7 separate regions of the Mus musculus genome follow, and all the other regions are linked to region 1. The links are chromatin loops, found by intact Hi-C in ENCODE. Cell type or tissue: left cerebral cortex. All regions are shown on one strand. Region 1 has its middle 97 kb from the start of Otol1. Region 2 has its middle 190 kb from the start of Gm23477. Region 3 has its middle 67 kb from the start of Gm6634. Region 4 has its middle 29 kb from the start of Otol1. Region 5 has its middle 250 kb from the start of Gm23477. Region 6 has its middle 280 kb from the start of Gm6634. Region 7 has its middle 260 kb from the start of Gm6634.

Region 1 (4,000 bases):
ACCCTCAATCAGAGTTTGCTGAATGAATGAGCATCACCCATGGTCACTGGGATGAGGTCCAGTCAGTTTTGAATCATGAGCTGTTTCTTGCTTTCTTGGAATCCTGTCAAAGACAGACTTTAATCCAATTAGGGAATCAATATCCAGCAAATATCAGAGCCGTTTCAGCCATACATATTTTTTGTTCAAGGTTATTATTTGGTGGCATTTTAATGTCTCTATGTGACATTAAAATAACAGCAGTGAAATGAACCAACCTAAAATTAATGAACAGATTGGTGTAACAGAACACCAAATACACAAGAGGCTCAGAAAAAATAATGTTATTTGAAAAGTTGATGCATTTTTTTAATCTTTTTAAACAATAAACTGATGTAGAAAAGACAAAGAAACCTTTAGAAGGGACAAGTGATTTTCACATACCTGGAAAACTCTTCTGAAAAAAGTTATTTTAAAAAATAATGAAGTTTAAATTTACCTTAAGTGCTGTTGCAACATGAAAACAATCTGAAAAATTGATGTCTAAATTTGGCTAAGTCCAATTTGGTTATCTTAGGCCCTTCATCTCTCACCGTAGGAAGCAGAAAATGAAATCATGCATGCTAAATCAATCTCCCTAATTGCCTTGGTCACCACTGCCTGCCATTTGGACAGGAGTCTTGCTAAATAGCATCCAAAAGCCAAATAAGATATGACATTGAGCATAATCCAGCTTTGTGACTTCACCCAGGTCAGTGTGACTTGAAGGACAAGAGTTTATTTGGTCAACTCTGAAGGTGCAGAAAGTGCCAGAGAATATGGAAATGTTCGCAGACTTCACAAATGTCAAAGTCAGAGGTGATGCTGGAAACCCTTAGTTCATAACTTTCTTCCCAAGACGAGAAAATTCCAGCTTGAGCGCCTAAGTGATGCGCCTGAACCTAAAGATTTCACACGTGGACTGCAATTCTGGTCATCCTCAGAATGAATGAATGTATATAAATATAATATACATATATATGATAGGTAGGTAGACTGGTAGACACAGATGATGGATGGATGGACAGATGGACAGATGGATGAATGGATGCATGATTGGTTGGATCACTAGTATATGTAAATATCTATACACAATATGTTATAATAACATCTGTGCCTATCTCCCCATTTTCTGTCACTCCCCCCCGACACACACACACACACACACACACAGAATGCCCATTATTTGAAATTCTTTGGCCATGTAATTTAAATACATGGTTGTGATGCACATCAGTAAAATTTGATTCAACTAAATCATACAAGGATGAAATTACCCCCATATTTTGAGTTCACTTTGTGAACTTCCCTGTGCCCTGCTTTCTGTCTCCATCTAGGCTTTAATCATGGGTGCATCTCTTTGTGGAGTTCTGCTGGAAAAGGATTGTGGGAAGTTTCTTGCCAAGCCTCCGCAGGCCACGTACAGAGCAACACTGCCATCTGCTGTTAAGTAGTTTCAAAACAACCGAGGAAACCGCCAAATACTGCGGGGGTGCCTTTGTTCTTCAAATCGGAAGACAAACTGCAATTAATTAGCACTTATTAAAATTCATTTTAGCCCGTTCATTAACTTTTAAGGGAATTACAAGGTACAAGGCGTTATTGAATGTCTATATGAGGTGTCCTCTCCTGGAGAAAGAACAGCGTTATTACCAAAAAAGATTCTAGGTCTGGGCTCCCCGAGCTAAGTTAGTGGGTTGTTTATACACAACTCTGGATGTACCCTTTAGGTACTAGAAACCGTACGCTCAAACCTTGCCTGTAACCTGGATGTACTGATAGTCTGCAAAGTGTGTGGCCTCGGCCTCTCCCAAAAATGACATTCTGACCAAGCCTCGTGACTTCAGGAATCTGAGATGGTGTTTAGCAATAAACGTCTTCTCGGAGGACAGCCCTTGAGCATTGGTGAGCTACATCCCCGCAGGATTTCACCTTCCGCACTTAGAAATACATGTGGAAACTTCCTCGAGGGTTTCATCTGCATGATGCCTCAAGATATTTTTAAAGCACAACTGCAGTCGGGCTTTCCCCCTACCTACCTACATACATACATAAGGAATTCTATTTTTGTGCATCCACAGAGAGAATTTTATTTCCCCTTCTACCGGGAAGTAAGATATTCAAAGATCTGGACATAAAAGAGTAAGCCGTTAGAGGTGGACAGTTAAGAAATAGGAAAAGTGGGTTTCCGTCGCTTTCGATTTTTGAGTTTGAATTTTGCAGTTTCAGAAGTTATACAACAGCGCCACCTAGGGCCCTTTGTGGACTAGCAGGTTGGCTTTTACCAATGTTTGCCCCTTAGATGAGCCAGTTTTTCTCATACAGAGAAGCAGCATGGTACAATATGTGATTTTACTTTAGCGTTCTCTGGTTTGGTTCATTTTTTTTTAAGATGCAAGAGTTTAACAACAGTATGTTGGCATTTTTCTTTATATAGAGAAACTAGGAAAGGAAAAAGATAACAAAGGAGCCAAGGGGACTAAAACAGGAAATGGGGGAGGGAAAGCCAGCCAGAACAGAGCCGAAAGACGAAGTGTCAAATATCACCATGATACATGCTTTGCATTATGAAGTTGTCACAATGAAGCTTGTTTTTTACAATTACAGCATGCTAATAAAAAATGTGTCTTAGCATTGTGCCAGAGTAACAATGACCACCACAATACTCTTTTAGTGGCCGAAAGCTGCTAACTCGCTTTCTGAATGGCTTGGAAAAATTGCTGTGTGTCCGGGGATGAGTCCAAATCGCCTCCCTGAGCCTGGTGTGAAATGAGTGGATTGATCCATGACGCTTTACCATCCAATAAAATTTAGTAACAAGTTCCTCTATTTCTATTTCAACCTAGAGAATTAAAATGAGGCAAAATTTTAAAACCTCGCGTCCTTTCGAATTCTCTACAATGGCTACCAAACTGGAGTGAAGCAGAAGTTAGAAGCAGAGGTTTCCTCGCACAGCACTGACAGAGACAATACTTACACTTCCTACCAAAGTGAATCTACATGGTCAGAGCAAAATCATCTAAGGACAGATGTAGTCAGGGTGGACCAAGGAAACAGTAGAGGAGAAAGGGGAGTTAGGGAGAGAAAATGAAGATGAGTTCCAATTATAGACTTCCTCCTCCTCCTCCTCCTCCTCCTCCTCCTCCTCCTCCTGCTCCTCCTGCTCCTGCATGGCTACGAGCTCATGAGACACTTGTGTTTTAATTCCAGTCTTCAAAGCAACTCATCTGCAAAATGAGGAGTCAAGCGGCTGCATCCATAGTTGGTACCGCAAACAAGGGAGGACCTAAAGTGCAGCATAAATTTCCAGGAGTGACAGCTCAGGGAAGAATCTGCTGCAGACAAGTCTGTGTGGGCTGTGGAGCACAGCCCACACAGCAGGCTGCCTGCTTGCCTTAAGGACATTCAGATGATTTTTCTACCCATACCCACTGAAGGTGTTTCCTGAAAAATCGGTTAGAGGCTGGATATTACAATCTGGCCTGGCACAGTGGACCTTGGCTGCGCTCTAGAGAGAGATGTGCTTGGGAACTGGTAGCCAATGCAGAGGTCTTGCTCGTGGTTCCCACATGTCCCGGAGCCACAGCAAGGCACCTGCGCTACCCGGGGATGTGCTATTAAACCTCTGCTGGTCCTGAAACCTCACACAGCTCTTGGCTGCAGCCAGCATCAGCCTTTGCCAAGGATCTGGCCAGCAAGCAGAGTTGCTGCAGTCAGCTTTCTCAAATGTGCCCTCTAGTAAGAGCGGGAGGTGGGGGAAACTGGGGTTTTTTCCCTGGCACTCGGCACCCTTAGGGGAACTTCCCTCGGCTTCTACATCAGTTTACATTCCCTCTTGAAAATGTAAGCATCGCAGAGGCCTTTTCAAAGGTTGGGATGAAGCTAGCGTTGCTTCAGTTTCTCCATACTTTAAAGCCTGTGCCCATAAAGCTAGAGAGAGAATGTGGAGGAGGTGGTCATGAAAGCGGTTGGTCCTAGCATC
Region 2 (4,000 bases), 320 kb before region 1:
GTTCTGTAATACTTTAAAATCATAGAGTAGAGTGAAGGAATGTTGGACAATATGATGTGCCTACTAATGTTGATATGTTAGAACTTTAAACAGATTTTAATTTTAATTTCATGTAGAAAAAAACTCAAAATAATCACCATAATACCTGAACATTATGAAATAAATTCAACAAATGAGATTGCAATTATGAATGTGTAGTGTACTACTACATTGATCTAGCAGGGGTTACTGTAACCCTGTTCTAATCTAAGTGGACATTGTGTGTTTCAGAATCCTCTTAAAAGTAACACCTAAGGACAATCTGAATTTGAAAAAATATGGTGTAATGTCACACAATTTCTTATTAAATTTCTCCTTTTTATCTAAGTTTGTGTCAGGAAAATAAGAAAATCAGGAAATAAGAAATGCTTACTCCAGCAGGACTAGAGTGTTATGAATTGGATTTGGTATGAAAATCAATGCACTAAGGACCAAACTACAGTATAGAAATTATTGCATAGAGAGCTGTGGGAGTCCCAGGGACTATACAGACAAAGAGATAAAGTTCTTTCAGGATCCATCATTTGGGAAGAAGATAACAGGATACATGGAAAAAGAAGTTGGACCCCACATTGGCCTTTATTCTCTTACAGATAGCGATGACTCTATCATACCACCTCAAGTTACTAAGAATACCAAAGTTATAGCCCATACATAGTGCTATGCTTTCATGTCAGCTCTTTACTATATTTTACTCTCTTAGCAAAATTGCATTACAGAGAGTAAATATGCCAGGTCATGAGTATAGTCATATCTGTGATTAATAGATTAGACAATAGATATGTGTATGAATGTTATGATGTAACCAGAAAGAGGAGAGATGTCTTTAAAGGGCAAAAACAACAAAAAGGGGAGCTATTAGCCCTATTTAGGGCTCTCTCACAATGACCAGTGAAAGAATCTTTATGAAAGTCTTTCATACTTAAAACCTTAATTGTTACAAGGAGGTTAACAGTGTAAATATAACACTTCAAACTTGATAATAACCTTGCAGAAACCTGTTCTGATTCACATGATCAGCTGGTAAAGAGACGAAGGTCAAATTACTGCTAAACATTCTTTGCTGAGGAACAACTCTGTAATTCTGTAATGGAAGCTAAATTTCTTCTTCCAGGACCTTTCACTGACAACATCAAAATAAGCTCAAAAGACAACATGCCCAGAACAGCAGAGAATTTGAAGTCACAGAAGTGATACATAGTAACATTCTGTGACTCCTGAAACAAAAATGCTGGGGAGAAATCCCATAGTTCTCTGGAATCTACTAAAGTGAAGCACACTTTGGAGTTGACACTGGAAGTTATGCTTCAAGGATAACAGTACATGGTGTTCCATTGTTAAATTGATATGCCAGGGTATTCATTTAAATAAGCATGTGAAATTATGAATTTTGTGTGCATATGGCTTTATGTGTAATGCATGTGTATGCATGCATGCATGTTTATATGCATATATGCAGAGGCCATAGGTCAATATAAGGTAACTTCCTCAGGCATTCATTCTCCTTCTTTTCTGACACAAAGTTGTCACTAAATCTGGGACACACCAAGCGAAGAGGCCAGCTTACCAGTGAGCTCATTCATCTTCCTGTCCCTTCTCCACAGCCCACGGGCTTGGACTTGACTCACAGACACGTGTAGCCACATTTAGTTAGCTTTTTATACATGAGTTCTGGGGGATTTAAAGCAGTCCTTTGACATATTTGGCTTTCTCCCCTGTCCAAGAGTAAAATTTTAAGTGGAATTAGTGATAAACAATAGTCAGAAATATATTTGAACAGGAAAGGTTTCCCACTGCTTGTCAGAATCATTGTAAAAGAACTGCAAGTTTTAGTCCACTGACCTCACACACACTCTCAAAAGGATTTGCTATATTATATTCTGAGCTATTAGCATTATAGTAAAATTAATACCTTAATAACAATAATACCTCCAAGTCATATGAAAGGGTAGAATAGCACCCCTTGGAAGTTCCCCTGAGATCTAACTCTGGTTTTGCCCTTAATATTCTTACATCTCTATTCTTCAAAGAAATTTGTGGTTTTTTTTTTTTAAACTAATTCCTCCACCCACCACATCATGATATATAATAAATATTTCCTTTCCTTGCAATAAAGAAAAATCACTTAGTTTCCTAAATTCTATAAAACAGTCTTTTTTCTTTAGAGTTTTTAAAAGGCAAAACCTGGCAGCTGGTATCCAGCCAAGGAGAAAATAGAAAATGTTCAACTTGTTCCTGCTGCACTCTGAAGATGGTATCACTTATAGCTGCAATTGCTTCATATGCATCTTGGAGGCTGAACTATAAAGCTCTAAGTTTTCTGATTTACCTCACACTCCAGATTTCAATGCAACTTATTGTTGAGGATTTTCCAGAGGATAAAACACTACTAACATCTATGCCTTATCTTCTCGTCACATTTATTAATTCAGCTAGCTTAATGTAAAAGTAAAATGGGCTTGTATATGGGTCAGGTTAATACTTTGAAGGTCTCTCTTGTTATGTAAGCCCAGAAAATGATAAATAATAAAAAGTAAATAAAGTATTTTTAAATATGTCACTCTGCTAGAAAGGAAAAGGAACATCTCTGTACAAGATGTCCACTTTAGAGAAAAGAGTGAAAGAAAGGAGGAAGAGTGGATCTAAGAAGACAGGAAGGTGGGAAAAGAGAAGAGAGTGAGGGACTGAGATACTGAAAGAGGAACAGGGAAGGCCCAGCAAGGAAGCCCTCAGACTGTGTCACACAGAAAGTCTCCTTTTCTAAGAGTCTTAAGGAAGATATTGTTTGTAATTCAAACACAGTCCATAATAAGAAAGTACCTGGTGAACACCTGTCCCAGGAAGCGGGTACTAAAACCCAACAAATCAGTTTTCCAGCAAAAGAGATATTTGAGGTAATGGCAAGGTGTGAAATATGTATATGTGGCCAATGATTCCTAAGTATGAAAACATTCTACCTATAATGGCTTTGCCTTTTGTCAATTGTTGCTAATCAAAAACATATTTACAGTTTTCATTTTTGTTCATTTCTTATGTATCAGTAAATCTTTTGGATGAAGTAACCCAAAAGATATGTTGATTGAAGACATCAATGCCACATTTTTATTTTTAAGAAGTTGTTGCACTTTCTTTAGACGTTTTCTATTTTGATACCCACCATAGGTAAGGCAGAGATATTACTCACTTACAAAGTCAGAAAACAAAATGAGTTGTAGAAATTTTTTCATCTGCTTCTGAAGCTAGTAACGCTTGTCACAAAGATTATCCTGTTCCCCAAAGACAATAATTTGACATAGGCAACTGCCAAAGGTGCTGTCACATGTCACTTTAGGAAGTATAATTTTTCATTTAGCTCAATGAACTCTTCTTTAAATTTTATTTCACACGTTATTGATTCCATTTTTTTCTATTCACATATACCACATGTGCTAGTTAGTTTATGTCAATGTGACATAAGTTGGAGTCATTTTGTAAAAATGTTCACCCACTAGACTATCCTTTGTAAGCCTGTGGTGCATTTTCTTGATAGATAACTGATGTGGGAAGGCCCTGGTTGTTCTGAATGGTACACCCTTGGGCTGGTGCTGTAAGATGCTATATGAAAGCCTGTAAGAAAGCAGGCTGAGCAAGTCATGAGGAGGTTCAAGCTAGTTATAAGCTAGTTATAAGCATCCCTTCCTGGCTTTTACATCAGCTCTTGCCTCTAGGTACCCAATCCAGCTTTCTTCTCATGTGGAGGTGTTAGCTGAATAAACCATTTCCTTTCCAAGTTGCTTTTGGCCATGGTATTTTCTCACAACAATAGAAATCCTCACCAAGATAGAAACAGATACCAGGTCATGAGAGATCACAGTGATGGACCTGATCACGTGTTTTTGAGAGAATCATTGGAACATTTGAATTTTGAACTTGAAAACAGATGGAGTGCTCATAGCTCAGTGGCCTGTTTTTTGGGAACTCA
Region 3 (4,000 bases), 770 kb before region 1:
GTACTCCTTGGTTGAATAAGAAAGCAAGTAAGACATTAAGCAGCTTTTCTTCAGGGTTCCAGCTTCATTTCCTGCCTTCAGTTCCTAGCTGGAGTTTCTACCTTGACTTCTGTCAGGGATGGGTTGTAAGCTATGAGACAAACAAGCCTCGGTTTTACAAGTTGCTTTGGTCATGGTGTTATTACTGCAGCAGAAAGCAACCTAGGGCAACTGCCTATAGTTCTTTAGCCATCTCTACACAGTGTCACAGTTGGCATGTTGAACAGCCGATTCTCCAATGTTGTATTTTTCTAGATTCACTGCTGGCATTGCTGTGATACTGTGATTCCCTTTCCAAAGTCTTCTTGATTTCCTGAAATAAATATACTGAATAAAGTAATGTGAAACTCTGGCAGTGTCGAACAATTGTATTCTATTGTAGTCACAATAGTAATGGTGTCTGAGTGTTCAAGTTAGTAGAATACACTTATCTCTGAGTGGTCAGAGGCAGCACAAACCAGTAGCTTTGTGCAGCACATTCCTGGAATATGATGGTTACTGCTGCTGCCAGTCTTTTTGGCTGAGCACAATGAGTAACAATTCTTTCCAGCTTTGCCTGCCATCACAAAATTTACAAGATATCAAATATCACTATACAATCCTCTTTCCACTTGCACTGGCAAGAGTGGATTTAATTATTGCAATTAAGGCCTAATAACAGTAGGTGTAAAGACTTAAAGGAGGGAGAGAAAGAAAGAGTGTGAGACATAAAGTAGGTAAAGCAGAAACCATTATAGCTGTTTTGTAATTGAGAAAAGCAGAGATAACATTTTCATTAGTTAAGTAACACACTTAGCACTTTTGAAAAGAAAAGGATATGTATAGAAATACTGTGAATCTTTACATGATATATGAATAATGGCTGGTCCTTGTTGTGATTGTTACATTATTTTTTAAACTACATTATTATATGTTCCTTATAAACAATAAGGTACAGTGCATACCTGTCTTAGAAATTGAAATTATCAGACAGTCACATTTTTGCATAAAAAATTATCCCAAAGATATACATTTCCATGCCAGAAATCATTCAGTAAAATGAAGAACAAGAGTTGCCATGTGCTAACAATACTTTCAGCTAAGTATGAAACTGAGAGGGACTCAGATAATCCACTGCATCTTAAATTAAAACCACTCAATGTTCTTTCCCTTGACTACATCTGAGTAGCACCAGACAACACTGGTATGCTGTAATAGGGTTCACTGATACGGAAACTATCCAGTGCATATAAATAACAGAAGCCAACTCCTAGGGGAGTTGGCTAGAGACCAGGATAATAATTGTTTATCAGAGGTAAACACCACACACACACACACACACACACACACACACACCCCACAGTAGAAACAATGTAGCCAACAATAGTAACTAGTTAATCACACAGCATAATACGTACGTTACAACAGAAATTTTAGATTCATAATAATGCATTTTCCACAATTTGATGGTATTTATAAGAACTGCATGACTTTTAAAATGAAAGCCATTTCATCATATAAGTAGAATGAAACATTGACTTTCCTTTTAAATTCAAATTTATTAAATAAAAGGTTGCCTCCCACCCACATATTCGGCAAGCCACCCACCCCCATCATAACTCAAGTTCCTTCTTTGCTGCAAAGCGTCTCTGCTTTCCCTTTCTGTTTGTAGGTCTGGTTTCTGCTTTGAGAGATTGAGGAGCTGGCTGGTTTCCATTTCCAGTGAGAAAGTTTGTTGTGATTAGATCAGGATTCTGAAGTTAAAGTATGCCATCTTGTGCCAAAAGAAAGCATCTCACATAGACTTAAAAAAAAACAACAACCAACATTGGCAAATGAGAGTTCATTTAACAGAACTATAGCAGCTCCACATAAACCTCTGAATATTGAATTGCTTAAGTATGAACATGATCATCAAATCCACGTGTGCCTTTGTTCTGTTTTGAACGACAGCATAAGAAGCTTTGCACAGGAAGCTTAAATCACACATTCGGCACACTGAGATCTATACATGGTTTCAGCATCACTACCAACGTGAAACAGATGCCGTGACCTCATGCTTTCACACAACAACAGAGATTGTTTAAGACTTAAGTAATAGTTCTTTCAAGACCTAGGGCAAACCCCAGTTCCTCTAATAAACTTGTACTGCCTGTACCAATCATGCCACTTGGACCCATTCCATTCTATTTCAAGAATTTAAATGGCAGCAATACTCAAAACATTATACCCAGAGGGAAGGCCAATGCCAGCACACACTGTGCTGCTGGTGCATAGTCAGCAACTGCAGGAATTCCGAGCCGCAAACAAAATGGTTTCCTGCATTTAGCCTGACAGCTTTCCAGAACAATCTCCTGAGACTGGCACAAGGTTTATAATAGATGCCATGCTGGCAAGCCTGTGATGCTAACAGTTAACACAGAACACTGTCATTGACTTAGTGCAGTTGCTTATTTTAACAAGGCACAGGCAGAACTGACTAATGTCCTAGAATCTGAACCATAAGGGTGAAAGTTGAAGTAATGTTCAAAATATAGCCAATAACACGTGATGGTATCATATAACTTAAGGCATGGTTAAAATGAATAAAATAGAAGCAGTAGAAAACAAGTGAAATCAAGCAGGATTCCTAGAAAGTCTAAATTAGGGGTCACTGCTTTTGATAGAGTCAAATAATTAAAAGCTGGTTGACCAGTAAGCATAAGACTAAACATACTCAGAGCACCAGGGACACAATCTGTCCTCAGAAAGATCACCCAAGACTTTGATATTTTCTCTTCTAAAATGTTATGATCCGTAAACGTTTCCAAAAGAATTTCTTTGGTTTCTGACACAGTCCTGCCTGTAGGGACAATAAAAAACAACAAACAAACAAACAAACAAACAAACCAACAATACTGGGCCAGAAACAAGCACTTTCTTGTCTTATTTTTGTCATTTTTGATACACCAGGAAATGGATTCATAGTCTCTAAACAGCCTATCCTGTCTGATTCTGTTGGCATTTGTCTGATGGCATGGAAAGATTTCTGAGGATTGTTGCTGGCATGCCATTCTCCTAAAACATAGTCTTTCCTTTAACAGTTTATTAGGAAATCTTAGTTTTCAAAATTCTTTCAGTGAGCACATATTATATGCCTATCATTGTATGTTATTTTTCCAAAAAAATTACCCAGTCAGTTCCCACAGACCCTGGGACTAAAAACATGAAAGCAGATTTCTAGCCCAAATATCTAACTTTTTTGTCAGTATATACTTGTGTGGCAGTATACATACATGTATAAATTTGTATTTGAATGTGCTTTGGTCCATTAAATGTGTTCTAATACATGTGTGGGTATGTTCATGCTTGTAGAAAATGGAAGTTGACACTAGATATCTAGCTAAATTGTTCTCCACTGAACCAATTGACCATGAATCTGTCTAACCTACCTATTCATGTTGCTCTGTAGATTGCCTGTATTTCCATTCTGCCCTAATATTACAAATATCCACCATACTTGTACAGCTTTTACATAGGTTCTGGGGATTCAAACTCTGGTTCTTACACTCTGTGTGGTAAATGCTTACCCACTGAGTAATCTCCCCAGCTGAAATTCTTTTTTTTTCCATTGTTTTCTTTCTTTTTTATTTATTAGGTATTTTCTTTATTTACATTTCCAATGCTATCCCAAAAGTCCCCGGTACCCCCTCCACTCCGCAACCCACCCACTCCCACTTCTTGGGCCTGGTGTTCCCCTGTACTGAGGCATATAAAGTTTGCAAGTCCAATGGGCCTCTCTTTCCACTGATGGGCGACAAGGCCATCTTCTGATACATATGTAGCTAGAGACACGAACTCCGGGAGATACTGGTTAGTTCATATTGTTGTTCCACCTATAGGGTTGCAGACCCCTTTAGCTCCTTGGGTACTTTCTCTAGCTCCTCCATTGGGGGCCCTGTGATCCATCCAATAGCTGACTGTGAGCATCCACTTCTGTGTT
Region 4 (4,000 bases), 68 kb after region 1:
ATGAGCTGCTGGGTTTAGCCTTCTCTTGGAAGGACATAGCCTCAAGAGAGGCAGCACTACAGCTGTGCTAGGCACTCAAAGAACAAACAAATGGAGCCTGTCTGTCAAGAACAATCCCGCTATAGGGTATCTACTTTCTCCTTGAGATGAGGAAGCACATTGCATATCTGCAAACTTGGGGTAAAATCTCAGGTCACATGAACCTAAAAGTCCTACACAGTTTGGACCCTGGTTGCCTCTTAGACCTTATCCCACTTCCCATGACCTTGCCCATGTTGCCACTATAGACTACCTGGCCTCTGTGCTAGACAGACTCCTCCATCAGGAATACTATCTTTTTTTTTCTTTTAGGATTTTTTTATTAGATATTTTCTTTATATACATTTCAAATGCTATCCCAAAAGTTCCCTATACCCTCCCCCCAGCCCTGCTCCCCTACCTACCCACTCCCGCTTCTTGGCCCTGGCATTCCCCTGTATTAGGGTATATAAAGTTTGCAATACCAAGGGGCCTCTCTTCCCAGTGATGGCCGACTAGGCCATCTTCTGCTACATATGCAGCTAGAGGTACAAGCTCTGGGGGTACTGGTTAGTTCATATTGTTGTTCCACCTATAGGGTTGCAGACCCCTTTAGCTCCTTGGGTGCTTTCTCTAGCGCCTCCATTGGGGGCCCTGTGTTCCATCCAATAGATGACTGTGAGCATCCTCTTTTGTATTTTCCAGGCACTGGCATAGCCTCATATGAGACAGCTATAACAGGGTCCCTTCAGCAAAATCTTTCTGGTATATGCAATAGTGTCTGAGTTTGGTGGCTGATTATGGGATGGATCCCTGGGCGGAGTAGTCTCTGGATAGTCCATACTTTTGTCTTAGCTCCAAACTTTGTCTCTAACTTCTTTCATGGATATTTTGTTCCCTATTCTAAGGAGGAATGAAGTATCCACCCATTGGTCTTCCCTCTTCTTGATTTTCTTGTGTTTTGCAAATTCTTAATGTCCATCGTGTTTTCCCAAGTAGACTTGTTCTTCTGCCATCTCCACAGTTTGACCCAAACATTACTCTCTCACTGACACCTCTTCTAAGCCCCCTTTTTACCACCTTCCACTCTCAGACCCTCTCACTGCTTCATTTTTTTTCCCCAAAAGCATTTGTCATCCTCTAAGGATGGATGCTATATAACCAAAAACTTAGCTGTTTCATTTCTTTTTTTTTGTGCTCTATGAAAATAGAGGGGTTTTTCTTCATCTGTGTTGCTTGGTGGTTCATCCTCCATACCGAGTACAGAACCTAGTATGCCTTAACCCCAAACAAATCAATAAATATACAAGGAGCAAAGAACTGAGAGTCCAAGATCCTCAGCATCTTCCTCAAGCTCAAAATAAGTGAGATGCTATGGAGTACATTTCTTACCTCAGGGGAAGATCATGAAATGCAAATTTCCTATGTGATCTCTACTAGACTCAGTGTAAGTCTTTTTTTTTCTTTTTTAGATACTTTCTTTATTTACATTTCAAATATTATCCCCTTTCCTTGTTTCCCCTCTGAAAGTCCCCTATCCTCTCCCCCTCCCCCCGCTCCCCAACCCACGCACTCCTGCTTCCTGGCCCTGAAATTCCCCTATACTTAGGCACAGAACCTTCGTCTCAGTGTAATTCTTATATATCAAACAACAATAAATAGGTTTTTATCCTGGCTAGTTCCCTTTCCATTCTGCTAACTTTTAAACAGCCAGACTTAAATAATCATGTGCCACTCTGCCGCCTAAGAGTGCGTGTGATTTCTGGATTCAATAAGCAAAGTCCATGGTTCCCCACCTCCGGCCTGTGTCTGTTCACATACTGCTTGACCACTCTACCCTTCAATCCACCTAAGTGACAGCTATCCCTCAAGATGCCTCACACCCACAAAGCCCTACACAAGGCACAAGTGAATACCCAAGAAACAGTAGTCAGACTTCTCCATCATGTCCAGCATCCTTCATTCCCACTTTTATTGTACACAGTGCATTGCTCTCAGGTTTGCCCTCTACAAATATCCTTTCAAGCTTTACAACATTTTTAACCTCTAGTCTACTTATCCCACTTTAAAAGCTTTTTTGTAAGTGGGTTTACACTACGGTGAGTATCATATTCCAGGACTCAGAATGACCTATTTGGTACAAGAGTGGGAGACAGGAACATGTAGAACCTTCTCCCAGAACAGCAGCTTCTTTTCTTTAGTTATAAATTTCTCACTGCAACTCGAGATCTGTCCAAGCCTTATGTCTCAGCAGAGGGAGAAAAACATGTGGCGTTCTGAAATGCAACAAAATATAAAACAGGTCCTTGGTAGTAAAGCCTTTGTCGTTTTATCTGCCTTGCAAAATGTGTGTTTAGGGCTCCTGAGATTTGAGTTTCTCCTCACAAGAGAAAAATGGACACTGAGAGACAGTCTGTGAGCCCCACCTTGTGGTGAGATCTCCTACTGCCTTGCTGGTTTGGACTTTATCAACCTTCTTTAATCGGGTTTTAATATGTTGACACTATATATAGAACAATAAACAGGAAAAGAAAACACACACACAAACAGAATTGAAAACCACTATAGATCAGCAAAAGGCAAGCAAGGTAGTAAATGGCCAAACAAAGAATTATGAGACAAAATGATCTCCAAAATTACCATTGAGTTCACTTCGTGTAAGCTGTCTACTATAGGTCATGGGGTCTGCCCTTAAGTGTGGTCTGTGTACCCGCTGAGACTTCATTGGAGAGAACGAGTTTTTCCTTTGCCAGCAGTTGACACTTGAAGACAGGTTATAGGTTAGGAATAGGAGCACATGTCCCTGGCCCCCACTCAGCATTGGGACCCAGCTCAACCAGAAAACAGGCTGCCTTTCACATCCCACAGGTTCCTATAGGGCCCCTTTAGCTAATACCTCAATCAGGTTTTACTTGGTGCAGCTTTGTCTCTCCCATGATTTGGTGACTCTCTTTCATATATGTATGTATTTTAAGATTTCTTTCATATATTATTTCTATAGTAGATTTTTATGTGACCCCCAAATGTCTTCTAGAATTAGCTGCCCATTTTCAAATTCTCTCTCTTACAGCCCTTTTCAGACCCCCCTCCATGTAGCCCCCACTTCCAACAACACCATGCCACTATATAGCCCCTTACTCTGTCCATTGTGATTATATGGATTGTAGCATGCCTATAAAAGGCTTAAAAGCTAAAACCCACATATAAGAGAATGCAATGCATGCTATATTTGGTTTTTTTAGATCTGGAATACTTAAGTTAATATGATTTGTTTTAGTGTCATCCATTTACCTCTGAATTTCATGATTTGAATTTTTTTAACAGATGAATAATATTTCATGGTGTAAGTGTACCACATTTTCTTTATCCACTCATTTGCTGTTAGAAATCTAGGTTGTTTCCAATCTCTGGCTATTATGAATAAAGCAGCAATGAACATGGATGAGCAAGTGTCTCTGTAGAAGGGTGGAGTCTTTTGGGCATTCGTGCATCTTGAGGTAGATCAATTCCCAGCCTCCTGAGGAACCACCACACTGATTTCCATGTCTGCTGTATGAATATGCACTCTCACCAGACATAGATGACTATTCCTTTTACCTTCTATCCTTGCCAGCATGTGCTGTCATTTGTTTTATTGATCTTGGCCATTCTGACTGGTGTGAAATGAAATCTCAAAGTAGTTTTCATCTGCATTTCCCTGATGACTAAGGTTATTGGACATCTCCTTAAGTGTCTCTCAGCCGTTTGAATTTCAGTCCTTGAGAATTCTGTGTTCCCTTCTGGGCCTCATTTTTTAATTGAGTTATTTGTTTTCTTGATGGGCATTTTTTTCATTCTTAATATATTTTATGTATTAGTCCTCTATCGACGGTGCAATTGATAAACGTCTTTTCCCATTCTGTAGACTGCTGCTTTGTCCAGCTAATGGTATCCTTTGCTTGGTTCAGAAGCTTCTCAGATTCATCGGGTCCCAGTTACTAAT
Region 5 (4,000 bases), 380 kb before region 1:
ATGGGAAATGTGATTACATAGCAAATCATCTTCTCCAAACATATTTTCTATTAGAAAAAAATGTACTCGCTTATTACATAATTTAATTGCTTACCTGATTAACTTAATTGCTCTATTTCCTTGCAAAAGACTTATATCCTGAAGCATGGGACTAAAGGCATATATCACTAAAATGATTTGAGTTTTATTCCCCAGGACCTAAATGGTATAAAAAGAGAACTGACTTTCTAAAGTTTTTCTCTGACCTTGACACAAAGTTCATAGCACAGTACCCTACTACCTAACTCAAAATGAGCATAGAAAAATATGTCTAACCTTTAAACTTGCAATGACTTGACTCTCCTATTTTTCTCTATTGTTCAAGCGAATTTGGTATTTAAAGATATTTATCGTCGCTTAAAATAACTAACAGTAGCCAGAAAAAATGGCTTAGCAGTTAAGAGTGCTTGATGTTCTTGCTGAGAATCTGAGTTTGGTTCCCAACACCCACACCTGACAGTTTATGACCTATTATAATTTCGGTTCCATGGGGTCAGATAGCTTCTTACTATCAGTAATGGTAACTAATAAATCTATAAATTAAAAGACAATAGATCTCTCCTAAGGCTCATATCAATATGTCTAATCTAACGAAGGCAATTTCAATATTTTCAATGGTAATGGCATTCTCTCGAACCTGCCTCTGTTCATTGTTTCTATTTCTGGTCTTCCTTTTTACAGACATTACATTCAGGATTGAACTGCTTTCAAAAAAGAGGTGCTTTGTGTCTGAACAGTGGGCTCCTTTTTTTTCTTTTTTTTCTTTTTTTAATGCCATAGCTGACAGGGCACAAGAGTACTTAAAAGGGAGTTTACCTAGAAAATGCATTTGTCACAAGTTTGGCAAGAGTCCACACTTCAAATGCCAGCAGCTCTCCACGAGCCCTGGGTTGTCAGCTAATTTCAGCTAAAAATGATTCCTACCGTGGATTTCTTCATTAATTATGCTTAAGAACCAGTTAATTGTCAGCATGGTGTTAAAAATAACTTTTCCAAAGCTTCCCCAATTGTGTTACTGTCCTTTGTACCTTGCCACAGAAAATGCAGGAGACTCCAGTGACTGGCTCCTCAGGACAGAGAGTGTCTCCTATTGTCTGTGGCAGTTGATCCAGTGTGTGAAATGACATTGCTATGCAGACATCCAACCTTTCTAAGAACCATCTTGTTTATCTTCGTTTACTCTTGGAGATGAAGGAAAACATTGGAAGAGCTTTCTTCGCAGCATGGTCACCACAATAATTACCATTGTCAAACGATGAGAATTAAATCCTTTATCCCTGAGGTCCCCACACCAAGGAAAAATGGAAATAAGTCAATGAACAAATGAACAAACAAAAGCAAAAACGTTCACATCATCAGCAGTTTTAATACAGCTCAAATTAGTATATCGATAGCTCAGAACAACACTTCAGTGTTTCAGGTCGTTAACCATAGTGTCTTACAGAATGAAGCATGTTTACTGTCATTTCGGAAAGTTCTTTCTTCCTTTATGAATTTTGGCAACGAAGAATTTCAAAGAGACCAGTGTGGGTTTGTTAGCATGCACCAGCTAAAGCTGTCAGGCCTCATTACCTCCAAGACAAAAATTACAGACTAATGTATTAAATGTTCAAATAGAAACAGGCACCGTCTCCATTCTGCGGTAATGGGATGACACCAGCAGCCAGCAAGCTGAACTACAGCCTCCTTCCCCACCCCCTCCGCAGCACAGAGCGCAGAAGTGGTGAGATGATAAACATCCCAGTCAAAATGGAATTGCTGGATTTACTGCCAGAAGAACCCAGCCTCGCCACTGTTCCTGTGAATGCGGCGCATTCATTTTAACAAACCCCATTCCAAGGGGTCTGTCAGGAAGCAAACACACTTATCAGGCTGAATATTAGCATTTCAGCTCCCAGCATCAATTTATCTCCTTTTAAAAAAGGGGGACTAGAAGTCAATTTCAGGGGTTTGTTCTGATTCTATAAAACAAATTGTTTTTAAGGATTGGGTAATGATGCATCCTGGCTGAAAGGGTTTTTTTGTTTTGTTTTGTTTTGTTTTGTTTTGTTTTGTTTTGTTTTAATATGTTTTAATTTCCCCACTGCTTTACTTAAATTTTACTTCTGTTTCACTCTTGGGTTTGTATCTGCAGATATCATAGATAAGTCCTTGAACATATTTTTGTCTCCTCTGAGCAGAATAGAGTCACATTTTAAAATCAACCTCCCTGACAACCAGGGTGAATGTTCCCTCCTGGTTATTCATTTTTCATCCAAAGCCACAAAGAGCCCCAAATTTCATCTCCTCCTGTCTGAATTCAAGCAAAGCAGTAAATTCCAGCATCATTGTCTGAGCATTCATTTATTCATTCATTCATTCATTCATTCATTCATTCATTTTTCAACCTTTGGACTCCTGAGAGATCTAGACCAGAAAGTAGAAAGTGGCAGCCCTCAGTTGTATAACAGATGGACACACTGGTCCACCCTCCGTCAAAGGGAAAATGAGCGTCTCCTAGAACTGTAGAAATCATACCTTAGTCCTCACCAGACATAGCTGGGTATATGCCTTGCCTGTTTCCAATCTAGATATTTCTATGATTTCAAAAAACCCAATATTATATGGGAAAACATTGATCAGAGTGAGAGCTACAGAGTGAGATTGACAGCTGTGATTCCTGGTTCTATTCTTTTCCAGTCAGGGATGAAATCTCAGTTCCCTTAATGAGAAATGGAAAGAGAAACATCCACTTTCAACATACAGCTATTGGAAGATTGAGAGGGAAAATCAGTGCAAATGCACAGCAAACAGAGCATGTCACAATCAGATAGTTCAGTGGGTGCTAATGATACTTGTTAATTTCGGAAGCCATTGTGATTAATCTATTCAATATTTTCACTTATCAAAATGTTATGTTTTCTATTCACAGAAAAAAATATTAGATTATTGCATTTATAGCAATTTTGCATAAGATGACTTTCCCTTAACACAGCTTTTACATTAAGTGTCTGTTCAACTATCACCAACTTCCAAGTCATGAAGTTTTGGGTGGGTTTGGGTTCAGGTATCATGGGCACCCTTCATGTCCATTTCCTTCCTCCATTTCTACCCTTCAATTATGGTTAATTGTAAATCACTCAAAGTAAAAATGAGAAACTTTGTTATCTATTCTTCACTTGTTTTCATTAAGTATTTTATTTCTTTGACTACAACAAACTACAAATGGATAGTATAATTTAACCAAAAGGCATAAAATAAAATAAAATAAAATAAAATAAAAATGTGTTCTAGTTTGTTTTTCTGTTGCTATGACAATAATACCTTGACCAAAGGCAGGAAATAAAAGGAGGAAGAAAGGATTTATTTCATCTTACAGCTCATAATTCATCACCGAGAAAAACCAGGACAAGAGTCTAAGGCAGTCAGGCAGGAGCTAAAGCACAGAACATGGATGAGCCTTGCATATTAGCTGGCTTCCCGTGGTTGTTCAGTTGTTTTTCTTTGACTACTTGGCTATCCCGCTACCCTCAGTCTGATTTCTTATATAACTTAGTCTCACCTTTCCAGAGATGCCTGCACTCACAGCGAGCTAGACCTTCCCAAATCGATGGATACAAAGGTAGTGTAATTTTAGCAGAAAAAAAAAAATGACCTGGTCTATAAGGAATATTGAATGTGAATCATGCTAGGGAAGCTTTTGAATTGTTAGGTTATATTTTGTTCTTAAATTATGAGTAATGACTAAACACCATATTTTTAATTTTTAAAATTATTTCACAAGATTTTTAAAGATTACATTTCTTGAAGTGGTAAATCTATCCACCCAGTGTGAACACCATAATGAAGAGAGGTGAGATATAAAGTTATCAATGCCATCTTATTTCAGAAAATAATTAGTAAGGGCCTAATCCTAAGGCCTCTGGGCATTTTCCTTTTACGATTGTCTGCTATAATATGTACTACAAATCTTTGTTCAACT
Region 6 (4,000 bases), 990 kb before region 1:
TGTTTGAGAATGACCAAAAATTTGTTTCTGGTAATTAAAATGTTAGCCTTCTTTGATTAGTTTATTACAGAAAATTACATACCCTGGCTGTGAGATAAGATATCTGTCCAATTAAGAAAACTCTTGATAGTACAAATTAGTAAACCATCCACATTTCAGTAATAAGCTTTACAAAATTAGACTGAAATTCAGACAATAGAAATTGCAGGATATCTATAATATCCTGTGATTAGAGCTGAAATGTGTTTCTTTGGGAAATATATTGCCAGTAGATTAAATTTTTTTAATGTTTACTCATTATAATATAAACTTGTTCAAACATTAGAAAATGAGGCTGAGCCCTCTTAACAGAAGATGATAAACTTATGCAAATCAGTCGCATCTTATTATAACAGATTGAACTGTTTATTAAGAACTAAAAGCCTTAGCTATATCAGTCTTCACAGAGTGGTACCACTTTTGAGAGAAGCAAACTAGAAGTACTAAATACACAAACATGTTACAACTGAATGATCTTAGTTTATGTGTGTTTTCTATCTGTGTAAATTGCCTTCATTACGTTCAACTCTGCACAAGTAGAGAAGGCAGAGCTGATGACATTTTAATCGTATAACCAAAACATATTAAGTTTCTTTTTCTTGAATATGTGTGCTTAGCATTACCAGTAGAACACTAAGTCACATTAGAGTTGGTTATCATCATTCTTTAATTTCCAACTAAACTTTATAGTTTCCAAAGGAGAACAAACTCTGAGTGTTTCTTAATTTAACTCTTTGAACTGCAACCTGAAACATGTGTGATGTATCATGGATAGCAAAAAAAAAAAAAAAAAAAAAAAAAAAAAAAAAAGTGTTTTATTGAAAGAACCCCGGCCCCCGGCCCTTACAAGGGGATGAGGGGAGACCTATCATGACTGCCCTTCGCAGGACCCAATGGGAGCTGAGGGAGTTAGATGCACATATTTGCACCCAGCCAATGGACAGAATACTGACCCTAGTGATTGAATTGGGGAAAAGCTGGAAGAGGCTGAGGGGGAGGCCCAACTTGTGGAGGATCAGAGGTCTCAGTTGGCCTAGAATCCCAAGATCTCTAAGTCACTGAACCATCAACCAGGCAGTATGCACCAGCTGATATGAGACTCCCAACACATATAAAACAGAGGATTGCTGGTCTGGGTTCAGTTCGAGAGGATGTGCCTGGCCTGCTGCAGATTGGAAGCCCCAGGGAGTTTGGCGGTTGGCGGTTTGGTGGGGTGGGTGCTGAGGTGGGGACATCCTGATGGAGACAGGAGGCAGGGAGGAGGTATCGGATGTGGAAAGGTCAGAGGGTGGACTGGAAGGGGAGTGAAATCTGAAGGAGAGAGAGAGAGAGAGAGAGAGAGAGAGAGAGAGAGAGAGAGAGAGAGCCTGAAACAAAGAACATACCCGGGCTGGAGCTAGTGCCCACCCTTCCCCACCATATGTAGTAGATGTACAGCTTGGTTTTCATTTGGATCCTGAACAACTGGGGCAGGGCTATCCCAAAAGCTATTACCTGTACTTGACATACATTCTTCTAGCTAGGCTGTTCTGTCTGGCCTCAGTAGGAGATGATGCACCTAGCTTGATTTTCCAGGGTGGAAGGATACCAAGGGAGCCCACATCCTCTCAGAGGACAAGAGAAAAGGGGGTGATAGAAGGATTCTCAGGTGGGATTTACTGGCAGGGGCAATGAGCAGGATGTAAAGTGAATAAGTAAAACTATAATTAAAAAGAAAAGAAGGGAGGGAGGGAGGGAGGGAGGGAGGGAGGGAGGGAGGGAGGGAGAAAAAGACAGAGAGGGAAGAAAGGAAAAGAAAAAGGAAAGGAGGGGAGGGGAGGGCAAGGGAGGGGAGGGGAGAATCTAAGTGTTGTCTGTGGGGCTTCAGTATTAGACTCTCCTAAAGAACTACTCAGTCATGGACCTCACTCCAGTTCTCCTACATCAGAATTGTAATTACTAAAGTCATTTCCATTACTTTAAAATCCGAAAGAGAATGGTGGGTAAGACACAAAATAAACTGAAGATAGAAGCTTCAAACTTAATTTACCCTTTACTGAATGTGTATACCCTGAAAAGTAACTGATTTGGCACATTTTTAAAATTTTGAAACCACTGTAACTGTTAAATAAATATTGGAATTATTATGATTAACAACTAAATAATTTTGTGAGATTTTCTCTGGACCTTTTCATAACAATATATTAATTTTTCTCAATTAAGAAAAAATAAATCAATTAGAAATCACCTCTTCTCTATTAGAATTTCAGCCATCAATCTAAGGCTGGACAGATCAGAGATTCTAGAAGAAAATAAACTATGGCTAATTTTTATGTCAATATACCTTATAACAATATTATAAATATTTAAAACCATGGATAAGTGTGACTCATTAAAGTTACAGCGCATTTCAGTAGATAGCTACTATTTTAAAGAATCACAACTAGCCAAAATATTGAAAACAAGTCACAATAAGATACCTCACCCCCAGTAACACATCTGCAATGTATGTTTTTATCCAAGGTTCAGGGAAGTCATGTAAGTGCAGGCAGAAAGATTTTGGAGTCAGAGAACCAAGACATTTGCTGGCCTACAGTGACTTCTAGATATGTCAGAGAAGATGTATCTACAATACCCCAGGAATATGGTTGTCTAAATAAGACCAGCATGTCAATAATGCCAGTTGACATGCCAAGGTGGGGAGGGAAACTTTCACAAGATCCCACCCCTAATTTTACAAGGCCCCACCACTTGGTAGAAGGCAATCAATCTCTACTCTGAGGTGAATAATTGGTTTTCTCCCTGATATGCATGTATTTACAAACAATAATGAATGTACTCAATAGGTTGTGGTTGTATTGTGGTTCTATAATTATAGAAGAAGAGGTCATAACTCTGAGACAAAGTGAGAGACACATGAAAGATTTGGAGGTGGAAAGAGAGGAAGAGAATGGTGTAAATATAGTATTGATGTATAAAATTCTCAGACTAAATTAAAAACATTATTACCAAATCTGGTCTTTATTTTTATTTTGATATGATTATTTAGAAAACACCTTTTAATTACCAGAATATTCATCAATTTTAGGCAGTTCATGCTATATTTAATAGTAATTTGAAGTAAGCATTGATAAATTCATAAAGTAGGTTTTATGAGTGAATTCACAGTCAAAGGAATCCATGCAGGGGGGTGAAGATGGAGGCATTTCCACAAGCCAAGGACACCACGTGCCATACTATTAATTCTTTTCAGTTATCATTCTCCAACAGGGATCACTAACTGACTTCTAAAACAAACAGGAATTCATGAGCTCATCTAAACCATGCATTTAATTTTGGTATAGATTCCAGGTGCAGACGCATGTTCATCAAGTGCCTTACCATGGAGCTAAATCCCCAAACGCTAGTGTTACATTTTAATTTTGTTGTTGCTGTTTATAAGTGATGAAATTTTCAATTTTGGAGATTATATTGAAATTCCATCATTTCTCTCTGTCCTTACTTCCCTCCAATCGCTCCCAATATACTCCTTGTTTGTTGTCCATGTCATGGCTTCTGTTTTTTATTTACTATTACATATATATGCCCAAAATATATGTGTAAAAATAATCTTATCCTTCTTCATATGTTATTTTATGTATGTTTCCATGAATGACAATTTGGTATTAGATAAATGATCAATGTGCTTTTCCTTGGAGAGTCCCATTTCTCCTACTCTCTGTATTCCTATGCTGTCTATAGTACTTTGCTCAGGGTTGAAGTCTATGGGCTTTCCCACATCTACTTTGACATATCGACTTGTGTTGCCCTTGTCCAATTAGTTTATCTGTGTAGCTTCTGATATTGGGGGGACATGATTTCACATAGAACTCCACTGAGTATTTAAAGAGTGGTGAGTTGTTCTACGGAAGTTTGGAATATAAGAGTATCAAGAGAATTGAAGACAATGAAGGCCTGGATTGGGAAGTTCCGAAGGAAAAAC
Region 7 (4,000 bases), 440 kb before region 1:
TCCCCAGTGCTGGGGTGTATATAAGTCCTCCCTGGGTTCCTGGGGTTCCATAGCATCGAGGCATTCCTGGAATAAAGCTGTTGAGAAGAATCTGACCGACCGTGATGCATTTTCCTTGCCGGGTCGAGGTGGGCACAACAAAGCCTCATCAATATAGCTGCATAATGAAGGTCTAAACAACAATGCCACCAAGACACAATTGGGGGGAAGCACTCAAATCCTAGACACAAATCTATGGTCAAGTATAGAATGATGGAAGAGGAAGAAAATAATATTACGCTGAGAAGAGCCCCATAAATGGTTATCCAAATATAAGTGGTCAACCCTTAAATCATATGTGAACAGTTACCATTTTAGAGAATGAAAAGTATTAATGTATTTAGGAATATATATATATTATCATACACAAAGACACATGCAAGTGCACACGCGCACACACACATACACACACACGATAACAACTACAGAAAAAGAGTCCTTGAATTTGAAAGAGAACACTGACAACATTAACAGGAGTGTTTGAAGGAGGGAAGGGAAGGAGTAATAATGTAATTATAATTTCAAAAACTTATAGCAACCCTATATTTTGCTACAATTTACTACTAGAAGATGCTATTTAATAAAAAATAGAAATAAAGCTTTTATTATTTTAGCCTAAATAAAAGAAATTCTGAAATATAGAGCAAATATATATATACATATATATGTGTGTGTGTGTGTATATATATATATATATATATATATATATATATATATATATATTCACTGAACTACTTTACAAACTTGCTATTCCTTTGACTTTATGCAGATTACTTTTGCAGAGACCAAATCACTCACTATGATTTGCATTCCAGATTATCAGTCTCTAGTTCTGAACCATATGTACACACAATCTGAATGAAGATTACATACATCATTTCCTATGCTAATCACCATTGGAGCAAAAAGCAGACACTAAAAAAAGCCAGCCAAAGTCTTAGTAATTTTTTTCTCATAAAAAATGCAAACAACCATGTAAGTCACTTTACTTTCTGCTTTGTAAATAGCCACTCAAGTATACTTCTTTCTTCTGAAGAGGAAGGGAAGAGGAGAGGGTGTCATTTATCACAACAACCTGCATCCAAAATAGCAATTATCTTAAAGATATTTGTGGGAAGAAAATGACAAATGTTTTATACCTTACATGGAAGAGCTGAGGCTGCAGCTGGCCTTCAAAGTTCATTTTATTACTTTATGATTCAGCTGTGTCTGCCAAAAGGCATCATTCAAAAAAAAAAAAAAAAAAAAAAAAAAAAAAACAATGAAGTTGGTAATTAGGTGTCATCCTATAAAGTCCCAACTAAAAATCTTAACTTTTGGTAAATTTTGACCTTAACATCAGGATCTGCTTCACCGAAATACTTCATTAGTGTTAAATTTTATGTCTGACGATTGCAATAGATCATTATATGCCATTGATGATTTGTTTGCAATTAAGTACAAACCTGTATTGTGATATCATTTCACTAAAGGCAAATTCCCAGCTGAGGAACAGTGACTCAGGCTCACACTGGAATTTACAGATAGCTCAGATTATTGTCAATGTTGATTGTGACTCACAGGAATCACATGAAAAAAGAAATGATAAATATAAATATCTGTTTTGAAATATCTTTAAAAACTAGTTCTAGGCTGCGGATGTAACTCAGTGGCAGAACAGTTTCCTAGTATGGACAAAGCTCTGGATTCCATCCCCAAAACTGCCTTAGAGAAAAATGCAAAGAGAATGATTCCACACGTACAAATAAGTGCACATCAAAATCATGGTATTCTTCCACTTGGCTCCAAAGACAAATTTTCTGCTTTTTTTTTTTTCCTGCTTTTAAGTGCATCCCAGACAGACCAATAAGCCTTGGAGTATCAAAATAGCAATCTACTTTTAAGTGTTTTAAGCTAGGAAGGTACTCAGGATCTTTAAGCTAGGAATATTCTTGACTAAAAGCATCCACCCTTATCTCCTGGCTCACCATTTGTCTTTTCTCCCCAACTCTGCTGCCTAGATAGGTTACTTCTTCCTTATAATAGCTGCCACCTCCTAGAGTGCTATCTGCATCTATTCTTGCACAGAGACAGGCTATTTTCCACAGTACATTGTTTCCACTTATCTCTCAAAACCTAAAAATGGCATTCCATATCTGTGACGATCTGGATTCTGGCTACTTCTGTGAATCATCTTTTTCCACTCTCACTTGCTCAATCTAAATTAGCCACAGTCTCTCTCTATAAACATATACATGAAGCCTCTTTCCCTCTCCCTCTCCCTCTCCTTCTCCCTCTTCCTCTTCTCTTTTCCTCCCTCCACTGTTCCCTCCCTCCTTCCTCCCTTCTCCAACACACAGAGTGCTCAAAATTAAGTCCCTGAATACATTTAAAAACCAGTGAAAAGCCTTCAGTGATTACTACACCCGGAGAGTGTCTGCCTGTGACTATTCTCTGTTCAGTTCCCTTCAATGTTTACTTTTTTCAATATGACTTTATTTTCTCATTAAATGTATCATTATCATCCATCCTACCAAATTTACATGAATCCAAGAACAAATATTTGCTTTTTCTAGTGCAGAATCTCCAACACACTGGACCAGGGAACCAGTAAGTAGTTGTTCAATGAAATAAATTATCCTTTTTAATTGAATTTGAGCATTGGTAGTCAAGGATGAAATGTTGGAAGTAGGTGTGTGTGTGTGTGTGTGTGTGTGTGTGTGTGTGTGTGTGTGCGTGTGTTTATGCTTATGTGTGTGAATTTCTTGTTAAAGTAATAAAATTTCACGGTGGAGAAAATAGTACTGCAAAGAGGAAATAAATAGAAATTATGATTACCATTAATTTGATCATTCAAAATAAATATTGTTAACATAGTGAATATGTTGCTGAGCTCTTTCTTTACCTAAGAAAATTCTATCCTTAATATTAAATGTATTTTCACTTGAGGAAAATATATTTTAAGTCAATACTAATCATGGTCTAGATGATCAAAATATAAATAATGTTGATCTACTTTTTAAGCATTTTGGAAAACTAGGTCAGTTGGGTTTGCTATAACTCAACCTTTTCTTTGCTTAATTTTTAATATAAAATTAATAAAATTGTCATTTTTTCTGGTTGGTTTTGTGTCAGTTTTATACAATCTAAAGTCATCCAAAAGGAAGAAGCCATAGTTGAGAAAATGTTTCTGTAGGATTGGGCTGTAGGCAGGCTTTTAGAGTATTTTCTTAATTGGTGATAATGGAAGAGTGCCAGCCCATTGTGATTTGTGTGGCCTAATGGCTGGTAGCCTTTGGTTCACAAAGAAAGCAGGCTCAAGTTGGGATCTCTAAGTTCCCTCTCCCTACTGTTGGACATTTCATCAAAGGGCTCTCCCTATGAGTCCTGAGAGTCTCTCACCTCCCAGGTATCTGGTGCATTCTGGGAGTTCCCCCCAACCTCCCATTTCCTGAGGTGGCCTGTTTACATTCTTTCTGGTGGCCCTCAGGGCTTCAGTCCTTTTCCCTCACCCAATACCAGATTAGGTTTCCCTCTACCCCCCACTGCCCCCCAACCCTGTCCACATTCCTTCCTAAGTCCATCCTGTCCTCCCTTCCTACTTGTGATTGCTTTCTTCTCTCTCCCAAGTGGGACTGAGGCATCCTCACTTGGGCACTTCAGCTTGTTGAGTCTTTTGAATTCTGTGGACTATATCTTGTGTATTCTGCATGGGATTTTTTTTCTTTTTTCTTTGGCTAATATCCACTTATTAGTGAGTACATACCATGCATGACCTTTTGGGTCTGTTACCTAATTCAGAATGGTATTTTCTAGTTCCATGAATTTGCCTGCAAAAGTCAGGATGTCCTTGTTCTTAACAGCTGAGTAGTATTCCATTGTGTAAATGAACCACATTTTCTGTATCCATTCTTCTGTCGTGGGAAATCTAGGTTGTTTCCAGCTTCTGGCTATCATAAATAAGGCCACTACGAACATAGTG

What was found. Hi-C counts contacts between places; a loop is a spot of excess contacts. Peaks named below come from ENCODE experiments on the same cell type or tissue, not always from the same donor. Only the 100,000 strongest peaks of a DNase experiment are listed, where the experiment ranks them.
Region 2: a loop joins it to region 1, with 2.3 times the contacts of the local background. A loop is called at or near these places in 2 of 42 quality-filtered maps.
Region 3: a loop joins it to region 1, with 3 times the contacts of the local background. A loop is called at or near these places in 2 of 42 quality-filtered maps.
Region 4: a loop joins it to region 1, with 5 times the contacts of the local background. A loop is called at or near these places in 3 of 42 quality-filtered maps.
Region 5: a loop joins it to region 1, with 4 times the contacts of the local background. A loop is called at or near these places in 2 of 42 quality-filtered maps.
Region 6: it touches region 1 in a loop (5-fold over the local background); 4 of 42 quality-filtered maps call a loop at or near these places.
Region 7: it touches region 1 in a loop (4-fold over the local background); 2 of 42 quality-filtered maps call a loop at or near these places.

What each region holds. Positions count from the first base shown.
Region 1 is chr3:70,102,366-70,106,365 of GRCm38, reverse strand. No RefSeq gene overlaps it. Among named protein-coding and RNA genes, the nearest start is that of Otol1, 97 kb to the right of the region's middle. In left cerebral cortex, CTCF peaks have their summits at 1,464 (motif pointing left) and 2,254; DNase peaks (open chromatin) are centred at 2,260, 2,748, 2,941, 3,494 and 1 more place; H3K4me3 peaks cover 1,383 bases; H3K27ac peaks cover 1,598 bases.
Region 2 is chr3:70,420,504-70,424,503 of GRCm38, reverse strand. No RefSeq gene overlaps it. Among named protein-coding and RNA genes, the nearest start is that of Gm23477, 190 kb to the right of the region's middle. In left cerebral cortex, no CTCF peak of the experiment used is centred here; DNase peaks (open chromatin) are centred at 1,643 and 2,269; H3K27ac peaks cover 953 bases.
Region 3 is chr3:70,872,079-70,876,078 of GRCm38, reverse strand. No RefSeq gene overlaps it. Among named protein-coding and RNA genes, the nearest start is that of Gm6634, 67 kb to the right of the region's middle. In left cerebral cortex, a CTCF peak has its summit at 1,792 (motif pointing left); DNase peaks (open chromatin) are centred at 1,733, 2,032 and 2,327.
Region 4 is chr3:70,034,233-70,038,232 of GRCm38, reverse strand. No RefSeq gene overlaps it. Among named protein-coding and RNA genes, the nearest start is that of Otol1, 29 kb to the right of the region's middle. In left cerebral cortex, a CTCF peak has its summit at 2,446 (motif pointing left); DNase peaks (open chromatin) are centred at 1,978 and 2,404.
Region 5 is chr3:70,480,422-70,484,421 of GRCm38, reverse strand. No RefSeq gene overlaps it. Among named protein-coding and RNA genes, the nearest start is that of Gm23477, 250 kb to the right of the region's middle. In left cerebral cortex, a CTCF peak has its summit at 1,705; a DNase peak (open chromatin) is centred at 1,706.
Region 6 is chr3:71,090,154-71,094,153 of GRCm38, reverse strand. No RefSeq gene overlaps it. Among named protein-coding and RNA genes, the nearest start is that of Gm6634, 280 kb to the right of the region's middle. In left cerebral cortex, no CTCF peak of the experiment used is centred here; no DNase peak of the experiment used is centred here.
Region 7 is chr3:70,542,239-70,546,238 of GRCm38, reverse strand. No RefSeq gene overlaps it. Among named protein-coding and RNA genes, the nearest start is that of Gm6634, 260 kb to the left of the region's middle. In left cerebral cortex, no CTCF peak of the experiment used is centred here; DNase peaks (open chromatin) are centred at 1,015 and 2,102; H3K27ac peaks cover 1,018 bases.